2 separate regions of the Homo sapiens genome follow, and region 1 is linked to region 2. Evidence: read pairs that join two places in POLR2A ChIA-PET (ENCODE). Cell type or tissue: OCI-LY7. All regions are shown on one strand. Each heading gives the region's core, and the rest is flanking DNA. Links, peaks and the distances in the headings are about the cores only. Region 1 overlaps CSNK1A1 (casein kinase 1 alpha 1). Region 2 overlaps ARHGEF37 (Rho guanine nucleotide exchange factor 37).

What was found. ChIA-PET counts read pairs that join two places held together with the same protein. Peaks named below come from ENCODE experiments on the same cell type or tissue, not always from the same donor. Only the 100,000 strongest peaks of a DNase experiment are listed, where the experiment ranks them.
Region 1: POLR2A ChIA-PET joins it to region 2 with 6 read pairs; 7 of 35 experiments call an interaction of 5 or more read pairs at or near these places.

The regions. Positions count from the first base shown.
Region 1 is chr5:149,531,644-149,537,023 of GRCh38, forward strand. All of the region lies in intron 2 of CSNK1A1 (casein kinase 1 alpha 1), which reads right to left. Among named protein-coding and RNA genes, the nearest start is that of CSNK1A1, 17 kb to the right of the region's middle. In OCI-LY7, for the core only: no CTCF peak of the experiment used is centred there; no DNase peak of the experiment used is centred there.
Region 2 is chr5:149,594,314-149,599,693 of GRCh38, forward strand. It overlaps ARHGEF37 (Rho guanine nucleotide exchange factor 37), which reads left to right. Exons shown (of 13, transcript NM_001001669.3): 2 at 3,446-3,642. The coding sequence starts at 3,457. Among named protein-coding and RNA genes, the nearest start is that of ARHGEF37, 16 kb to the left of the region's middle. In OCI-LY7, for the core only: no CTCF peak of the experiment used is centred there; a DNase peak (open chromatin) is centred at 2,528.

The sequences.
Region 1 (5,380 bases), core at 321-5,320, 62 kb before region 2:
TCGAGACCAGCCTAGCCAACATGGCAAAACCCTGTCTCTACTAAAAATACAAAAAAAAAAAAAACAAAAAACAAAAAATTAGCCGCACATGGTGGTGGGGACCTGTAATCCCAGCTACTCAGGAGGCAGACGCTGCAGTGGGCCGAGCTTATGCCACTGCACTCAAGCCTGGGTGACAGCAAGACTCCATCTCAAAAAAAAAAAAAAGGAATTTGGGATATAGTAATATACATACTCTCCTTATTATTATTATTTTTTGAGACAGGATCTCACTGTGTCGCCCAGGCTGGAGTGCAATGGTGTGATCTTGGTTCACTACAGTCTCTGCCTCCCAGGTTCAAGAGATTCTCATGCCTCATCCACCTGTTGGGATTACAGGCATATGCGACCACTCCTGGCTGATTTTTGTATTTTTAGTAGAGACAGGGTTTCACCATGTTGGCCAGGCTGATTTTGAACTCCTGGCCTCACGTGATCCGCCTGCCTTGGCCTCCTAAAATGTTGGGATTACTGGTGTGAGCCACAGTGCCCAGCCCTACACTCTGCTTATTAATGCATTAAATATAGGAGCAGGTCTAATAAATGCTATAATTTTGATGTAGTAATGAGTGTAAACTATATTTTAAGATACCTGCAACAATAATGTGATATAAAATACCTGTGATTTCAGCCGGGCGGAGTGGCTCATGCTGAGATCATACTGTTGCACTCCAGCCTGGGCCACAGAGTGAGACTTAGTCTAAAAAAAAAAAAAATCTGCGATTTCTAGCTGGGTGCAGTGGCTCACACCTGCAATTCTAGCACTTTGGGAGGTCGAGGCAGATGGATCACCTGAGGTCAGGAGTTTGAGACCACTCTGGCCAACATGGTGAAACCCCATCTCTACTAAATATGCAAATATCAGCCGGGCGTGGCGTTGGGCGCCTGTAATCCCAGCTACTCAGGAGGCTAAGGAGAATCACTTGAACCTGGGAGGCAGGAGATGCAGTGAGCCAAGATCACGCCATTGCACTCCAGCCTGGCGGTAAGAGCAAAACTCCATCTACCCCCCACAAAAATCAGTGATTTCTATTGGTGACAAAGTCAAAGGTTCTGCTAAAACTCATGAGGTTTCCTACTTACACTTAAAATCAAAAAGAAATACTAGATTTGAGTGAGAAGCTCATGAAAATAAAAATGTAATTTTCCTTACCTGTCTAAATACATAGATCTCATGGGGGGTGGATATGGTTATGAACCAGGTTAAGAGCCCCTGTTCCAAACCAACTTTTGAGATAAATAGCCTGTAGAATAAGATCTAATATTTGAAAATCATGTATGTTTTGCTCAGCAATAACGTAGTCAACTAAGATGATTTGTTTTCCCTCTTCTTGCTGCCTTGTTACTACTAATCCTTTGCTTACAACATTACCCCCAAGATCCTTGAATTACCGTACATTTTCATATTCTCCACCTTTGTTCCTTGCCCTTTGCCTTCAAAGATATGTAGATGTTCCTTAACTCCAAAAATTATAAAAACAAACAAAAAAAACTTTACCACTGTTCATTATCAAAGTTACTATTCATTTATCCATTCAATATTTAGAGTAGCTAACAAGACAAAACAAAATAATTGCTGCTTTCGTGGCTTATAGTGGGGAAGGGTGATAAACACCATGATGAAGGAGAGAAGAGTGCTATTGTGGGGGCACAAATTATGGGGATCTGATCTTTTTTTTTAAGGGAGGCATCAGGGAAAGTTTCTCTGAGGAAGTAAGGTTGATTCTCAAAGGACAGATGGCAGAGACCCAGGTTAAGGGGTGGATTGGCACCAGGCTGAAGTCTGGTGCTCACAAGAAACTAAGTGACAGCATAGGTTGGTATAGTGTGTAAGATCACCTTATTTTCTTCTTCAGGTAATTTTTTGAAAACCTGGTTTATATTTGCATCTTACTCTCATTTTTTCTTGGTTCCCAGTAACATAGTTATTTTCCCCGTAATACCCAAAGTGTTATTTCAAAGATCACAAATAATTGAGCGGGGACGTAGTTGCAAAAAAAAAAAAAATCACAAATGACCTAACTTTTGTCAGCTCTTGTCATCACTGCTCCAACATTGATAGTGGTGGTATTGAGGGACAGCATGTGGAGAACTGGAAGGTCCAGGGAGATACAAATGTTAAAATACACTTTTTCATTGGGAAGTGGAAAATGTACTTATAGTCTTCATAACACAAATTACAAAAGCTTGATCAAATGTTTTCTAATAGGCAAATATATAAAAGCAGATTAGTAGTTGCCTAGGGCTGACGGGAAATGGAGTGACTGACAATGGGTTCAAGATTTATTTTTGGCATGAGGAAAATATTCTAAATTTGAATTATGGTAATGGTTGTACAACTTTGTACATATACTAAGAAACAAACTGTACAGCTTAAATAGGTTAACCTTTATGTGGGTAAATTATATCAATAAAGCTGATGAAGAACTGGTAGATGACAAGTGTAATATAAAGGCAACCATAAATACAAAATACAGGAATAAGCAATTTACTTAGAAGATAAAAAAGAAGGCTTCTGGCCAGGCGCGGTGGCTCACACCTGTAATCCCAGCACCTTGGGAGGCCAAGGCAGGCGAATCACAAGGTCAAGAGAGATCGAGACCATCCTGGCCAACATGGTGAAACCCCGTCTCTACTAAAAACACAAAAATTAGCTGGGCGTGGTGGCGCACGCCTGTAGTCCCAGCTACTCTCGGGAGGCTGAGGCAGAAGAATTGCTTGAACCCGGGAGGCGGGGGTTGCAGTGAGCTGAGATGGCGCCATTGCACTCCAGCCTGGCGACAGAGCGAGACTCTGTCTCAAAAAAAAAAAAAAAAAAAAAAAAAAGAAGGCTTCCTAAAAATGTTAGCACCTGGGCTAAATTTTGAAAGATGCCTGGATTATTGTATTAGCTTCTTAAATATTCTCCTAGTTCCAGTTACCCCTCTATGGTTTTACTGTGTCATTTCTCTGTTATAAAAACTAAAGGAGCCATGCGATAGCTCACACCTGTAATCCCAACACTTTGGGAGGTCAAGATGGGAGGATCACTTGAGCTCAGGTGGTTCGAGATTAGCCTAGGCCAACAAAGACCCCGGTCTCTCTATGAAAAATAAAAAATTAGCCAGGCGTGGTGGCATGCGCCTGTACTCCCCAGGAAGCTGAGGCAGGAGGATCACTTGAGCCTCGGCTGTTGAGGCTAGCCACTGTACTCCATCCTGGGTGACACTGAGACCTTGTCTCCCAAAAAAAAAAAAAAAAAAGCCCCTTACCTACTAAAAAAGCAAGAGTTTCATATATCAAAAAATTCCTAAATATGGCCTCTGCTTATCCTTTCAATTCTATATACTTAACTCCCTCTTCGGATTATCCTCAGACCCAATCATTGAGTCAAGTTACTTTACTGAGCACCTGTTGGGTACTGAGCTCTAACACAGCCAAACCCCAAACGCTTTAAGTCTCATTTCTTTCCTACTTCTTGGATACACATTACCTCTTCCTAAAAACTTACTTTCTTTATTCAACAGCCCATTATCCTGACTCTCCTCCTGCTTTATTAATTCCGAATTTCCACCAAGGGGATGAGTCCTCACCTCTCAATTTACTTTCTCCACTATCACTTACATGCTGATCTTGCTTAGATCTAACCCCAATCCCAGTTCCCTGGCCTAGGCTCAGTTCTGTATTTGCTGCTAACTTTACTACACAAGAGTAAAACACAATATGCCATTCACCTTAATTTCAACATGTCCAAAGCCATTACCACCCACCATACTTGTAAAATACTAAAATTGGGCCCCCTTCCTAACTCCCTAATTCAAACCTCAAATTCTTAAGGCTCAAGTGACTTACCTCCACTCCTTAAAAAGGGATAACATGTACATTAAAAAGTTTCAGAAAGAAAAAAAGAAATCAAACACACTCCTATAAAATATCTCCTAATACACTATTAAGAGACCAAATGGCTTTCTTTTTGTTTGTTTCTTTGTTTTTGTTTTGAAATGGAGTCTCACTGTTGCCCAGACTGGAATGCACTGGCACAATCTCGGCTCACTGCAACCTCTCTGCCTCCCAGATTCAAGCGATTCTCCTGCCTCAGCCTCCTGAGTAGCTGGGATTACAGGCACATGCTGCCACACTCAGCTAATTTTTCTGTGTGTTTTGAGTAGAGACAGGGTTTTGCCATGTTGGGGGGACTGGTCTCAAACTCCTGACCTCAAGTGATCCACCCGCCTCAGCCTCCCAACGTGCTGAGATTACAGGGGTGAGCTACCACACCCAGCCACCAAATGGCTTTCTTTCTTTTTTTGAGACAGAGTTTTGCTCTCGTTGCCCAGGCTGGAATACAATGGCATGATCTCAGCTCACCACAATCTCTGCCTTCTGGGTTCAAGTGATTCTCCTGCCTCAGCCTCCTGAGTAGCTGGTATCACAGGCACGCGCCACCACGCCTGACTAATTTTGTATTTTTAGTAGATATGGGGTTTCTCCATGTTGGTCAGGCTGGTCTGGAACAACCAACCTCAGGTGATTCGCCCACCTCGGCCTCCCAAAGTGCTAGGATTACAGGAGTGAGCCACCGTGCCCAGCCTCAAATGGTTTTCTTTAGGGTAATTTTTGCACTATAAGTTAGCACTTGTATTACAGACAATGTTTCTGTATGAAGATACTAAGAGAACAAATAACTGGATGAAGGGAACACTTCCCCCTACTTTGCATTAATTAATTTGCTTAGAAAATCCTCTTTAAATGGATAGAGCTAAGTATTCTAGATAAGAAACTGTAGACAAAAACGATACAAAAAGGCAAAATTAAATTATCTTCATTAGTGGAGAAAATGAATACAAAAAGAAAACAATGAACATTCCAAAGTTTGATATGTTTGTTTTACGTAGCAAATACAGAAGAAAGGACACAATGCCTGGGCTGCAAACATACAGCAAAGGGGAAAAGGAAAATGGAAGAAGCAACACAAGCTACCAGAAAGGAATGATACAACCTCAAAGAAAGAAAAGATGGCTATTCAAATACATGAATAGCTATCAAGTCTGTGCAACCCTGAATAATACAGCACTAAGTAATATTCATAAAAGTAAGTCCTTCAGTGACCAGACCATTAAAAAGTAGTCCAGTAAATCTGCAGTTAGGTTTAAGAATGGGAAGCTGGCTAAGTTGACAGTATATGTAACATAGTACCAAGAATACTGGACCAGCAGCCAGAAACATAGGTTCTAGTCCTGGCTTGTTATTTTCTTGCTCTGTGACTCTGTGTAAGTGATTTCTGCTCACTGGTCAAAGATTCTTAATATAACCCTATTTATTTATCAAAAGGTGTTGTGGTAATTATGAGAGTTTATGTAAA
Region 2 (5,380 bases), core at 121-5,120:
ATTCTATGGGGATCTTTCTAGAGAAGCTGTGCACAGGTAGTGAATGTTGCCATTCAGGCCAGGGACAAATCAGCAGATCACGGGGTGTGTTTGGGAGCCAGAATACAGCTATGCATCAGACAGATTTGTTTCAGGATCTTTCTGGGCCTTTGCCCTCTGTACATCCCTGCCCTCCCCAAACATCCATTTATGTACTCTCCGATCTATGGAACAATGGCTTCGGCCTAAGACAGAAACTTCAACAAATACTAATACATCCATAAGAACCATTTATGTAGCAAATAGTATTAATCATGGGCATGGTGAGGCACAGAGGAGGATACAAGATGAATAGGTGCTCATCTTGCCTCCAAGAGCTTAGTGTCTAGCCAGGAAAATGAGCACGCTGAGCACAAGGTTACATGGGATCTGTGCCATTTTAAATATTATGAAGTATTTTAACCATCCAGAAAATAACAAAGCACAAAACAACAAATACCCACGTACTTACCTCCTAGCTTTGTTTAATTTTAACATTTTTGCCATGTATCCTTTGTACTTTTTTAAACAAAGTATCTCAGCTACTCAGCAATAAAAAGGAAGGAACTATAACTATTGATACCCACAATATACATGAATCTCCAGGGAATTATGCTGATTGAATAAAGCCAATCCTAAAAGATTACATACTGTGTGATTCCATTTACATGAATTTCGGGAAAGGACACAATTATAGAAATGGAGAACAGGTTTGTGGTTGCCAAGGATTAGGATAGGATGGGGACTGGAGCGAATTAGGTGAAAAGGCAACATGAGGGATGTTGTGTAACAATTGTGTATCTTACTGTGTTCATGTTTCTTTTGTTGTTGTTTTTGTTTGTTCGTTTGTTTGTTTGTTGTTGAGACAGGGTCTCGCTCTGTCACCCAAGCTAGAGTGCAGTGGTGCAATCTTGGCTTACTGCAACTTCTACCTCCTGGGCTCAAGCAATCCTCCTACCTTGGCCTCCTGAGTAGCTGGGACCACAGGCATGTACCATCATGCCTGACTAATTACAAAAAAATTTTTTCTGTAGAGACGAAATCTCACTATGTTGCCCAGGCTGGTCTTGAACTCCTGGGCTCAAGCAAGCCTCTTGCCTTAGCCTCCCAAAGTTCTGGGATTACATACATGAGCCACTGTGCCCAGCCCTATTTGGTACTTGTAAAACATTATACAGGTCTGTATTTTTTGTCCTAGTGTCTTTCCTCTTTCCCTGTTTCTGTTTTGGCCTGTATCTGACTGGTTGGTTATCTGACACTCTTGGGGTCTACTCCTGCTCTTGTTGTTTCTGCTGGTACTCACTCACAGGGGCATTCTTATATTTTTTATTCTAAACTCATCTTCAGGACATGGTTATCTGTGGCCTAGGTTAAAGACGTGTCCTTCTGGAAACATTTTATTTTGTTGTGGCCACTCAGAATTCAGGATTTCTTTTTGTATAAATTTATCAGCTTTGGGCCACCTGGACCACATGTGTAGCATTGATTTGGACCTAAACCCAGTGAAGGCAGGTGTGTTGTTACGAATTTATGTTATGAAGGAGACCTTTTTTCCTCACCCAGAACCCAAGCCAGGATGAACTGTCTTTGTCATCTTCTGTGTGGATAGCTGCATTTTTTTTTTTTTTTCCTGATCCACCATTTCACAGAAGTCCTTGTGGCTGGGGGGGTCCCAGTTCTGTGAAGGAGCTTGTCTCCTATTCCTACCTGGGCACTAATGCCCAAGTCTCTGGTTCACTGAGTTTCAAATACTGTCTTCCTTACCCACCCCTCTACTTTGGGCCACAGCTGCATCAGCTCAGCTGCTCCCCACCGTAGTTTTCAATTCCCTGTTTGAGGGCCCTAGTGATTTCTTTTCCTCCCTTACAAGATCTGTCATGCAGTTAAAAAGTTTATTATAACTGATCTAGCATTCCTAAGTGTTTTGTAGTAGGAAAGTTTTTCAGATCATCTTGTCCATGGTATTGCCCTTTACGCTTTATTATTATTTTGAGATGGAGTCTTGCTCTGTCACCCAGGCTGGAGGGCAGTGGCACAATCTCGGCTCACTGCAACCTCCACCTCCTGGGTTCAAGTGATTCTCTTACCTCAGCCTCCCGAGTAGCTGGGATTACAGGTGTGCACCACCACACCCGGCTAATTTTTGTATTTTGAGTAGAAATGCGGTTTTACCATGTTGGCCAGGCTGGTCTCGAACTCCTGACCTCAGGTGGTTTGCCCACCTCAGCCTCCCAAAGTGCTGGGATTACAGGCGTGAGCCACCGCACCCGGGCCCTTGATACTTTATAAGTTAGAGATAAAGGATTGCAGGAGTTTCAGAGAAGAAAAGTGCAGCTGGTGGGAGTGAGAAATGAGGGGAGGATCAAGAGTAGCCTTAGAGAAGTGAATGCTGGGGGATAGGAACACAGGAGGGGGCATGGCAAGTGCAAAAGCAGGAAATGCCAATGCAAGTATGGAGAAGAGCGCTCAACTCTCTTTCCACTGCAGTACAACCTGTGAAGAGGAAATGAAGTTAGAGCCTGGAGTGCAGTCTGTGAAGGGGAAATGAGGTTGGAATCAGATCACTGAGCAGCAGGAAGCTACTAAAGTCTTACAGCAGGGCACACCATGTTCACAAGCTTTGTTTCAGGGAGTTTAAACTGGAAATGTGTCCAGAAAGAATGGGTGTGGTGGTGGCAGGAGAGCAGTGTGGATTAGGAAGGATGACTCTGAGGGCTGTGGAAATAGCCCAGGCGATGGGTAGTAAGGCCTAAATGGGGTAGCTGGTGGGATGGGGTGTAGGGGGACCACTGGGAGAGGGTGAAAGAGATTCAGCTGTACCAGATAAAGAAATCTAGGTCAAGAGCTGGATTGGAAATAGAAGAAAAGCCAGGCAAGCATGTTGTCTGGGTCCTGGGAAATGAATTCAAAATGTCAAGAATTATCTATTAAAAAAAAATTTTTTTTGTAAGAATCTTGCTCTGTTGCCCAGGCTGGAGTGCAGTGGTGTGATCTTGGCTCACTGCAACCTCTGCCTCCCGGGTTCAAGTGATTCTTCTGCCTCAGCGTATCTGAGTAGCTGGGACTACAGGAGCCCGCCACCATGCCTGGCTAATTTTTGTATTTTTAGTAGAGACGGGGTTTCATCATGTTGGCCAGGCTGGTCTCGAACTCCTGACATCAGGTGATCTGCCCACCTTGGCCTCCCAAAGTGCTGGGATTACAGGCATGAGCCACCACCTAAAATGTCAAGAGTTATCAGAGCTGTTACCTGCCTTTCAATATTGTTCAGGTACTGCCTACAAATGCTAATAAACAGTTCATCTTGACTCTGTTTGCAGCTTAAGATGTTTTTAGGCCTCTTGATGAGTAATTGTCATTGAATTAGAGACAGCATGTCCCAATAGTTCTTCCTGGAAGTGAGTGGGGATGCTTTTGCTTTTCCCAGAACCTGCTGACATGGCCAAGCATGGAGCCGACGAGCCATCCTCCAGGTCAGGGAGTCCGGACAGGGAAGGTAGGGCCTCTGAGGACAGATCGCTGCTTCATCAGAGGCTGGCTGTCCGGGAGCTCATCGACACTGAGGTCTCCTACTTGCACATGCTCCAGCTCTGTGCCTCTGACATCAGGAGCCGCCTCCAGCAGGTACTTGGGTGGGGTCACACACAACCTGTCTTTATAGGGGCAAATGTGGGTCCCAGCTTCTGAGATTTCTCATCCATTCCTGGGGCAAGCTTGACAGAAAGGAAGCGTGGTAGATGTGAAGTCTGACAGACCTGGATGTAAGCCCCAGTACTTCTTTTCCTTGGCCGTGCAACCTCCATCAAGGTCTTCCATGGCTTAGAGTCTTAGTGTATTCCTTGGCTAACTGGTGAGCGGAATAATCACTGGGAGACCTATGTGAGCTAATGAACAAGCCCTTTTCAAGTTTGGAACAGATTGCTTAAACTGACTCTTCTTCTTCTTCTTCTTCTTCTTCTTCTTCTTCTTCTTCTTCTTCTTCTTCTTCTTCTTCTTTCTTCCTCTTCCTCTTCCTCTTCTTCTTCCTCTTCCTCTTCTTCCTCTTCCTCTTCTTCCTCTTCCTCTCCTTCCTCTTCCTCTTCTCCTTCTTCTCCTTCTCCTTCTTCTCCTTCCTCTTCTTTCTTCTTCCTCTTCTTTCTTTTTCCTCTTCTTCTTCTTCCTCCTCTTCTTCTTTTTTTCCTGCTTCCCCTTCAAGGGTCTCTTTATTCGATCACAAAGTCACTGTCAGCGACTTGGCCTGGCCCTCTATGGCTTCCAACAAGGAAATGCTTAAAAGTCAGGAAATGCATTTGCTGCCTTTCCTAGTACCAAAAATTGACTACAACCTCTTTGGGTACCCTGAGATAAATCAATAGCATTTGCTTTTTCTTTACTTTTCTAACAGAATTCCAGAAAAAATAAATCTCATATATATATATCTATATATAGATATAGATATAGATATAGATATATAGATATAGATATATAGATATATATATGTGTGTGTGTGTGTATATATATATGTATATTTATATTTATATACACACATTCATATATAGAGAGATCCCTCAATCAAGAAGAGGCAAAGGATCCAGCATCCTCTGAGGTGCCCCTTGGCCTGGTGCAGGAAGGCCAGGAGGCACCAGCTGTCTTGGGAATCACCTTGAGATGTGCAGTGCTGAGCTGGTGTGGCATGGATGGGGGTCTGCAACAGCCTTCTCCCTCTAAGGAAGGTGGAACTAGGACAAACCAGGGGAGCCCTCACTCAAGCTTTCCACACATCCTGAAACGTGAGCTGTACCTGATGGAGCTTTGAAACTAAAACCCAAAGTGCAGATACAAAAGGATTCCCTGATAGGCCTCTAGGGGACTGACTCCTTAGGGAAGAGTTCCAAGAGCATCAAGCAGCAGGGGCTGGGGGAGCCAGCAGGGAGGACATACGCCCACAGCCCCCAGGCCCCCGAAGACAGGTGTCATGGACACAGAGGCCTGCTCAGCCACAGGAGAGGGGCTGGGCTCTGTCCCCTCCTCAGGTCTCCAACCACAGCCCCTGCAGGCCCTCAGGCAGGGGAACCCAAAAGGCCAGGGCAAGGCTCGGCTCACCCAGGAAAGCCCAAGGCAAACTTATTTATTTATTTATTTATTTACAGGAGACAGGGTCTCACTACATTGCCCAGACTGGTCTCAAACTCCCAGGCTCAAGTGATCCTCCCATCTCACCCTCCGAAGTCAGCCTCCTGATTAGCTAGGATTACAAGCACATGCCACCACACCGAGCCATGACCTACATTCTAACTGTCTCATTTGCAGGGTGGTGACATGGAGAAATTAGCACTGTGAGAGTTACTATTACAGTGCTTATTTTTTACATTTTCTTTTTTGG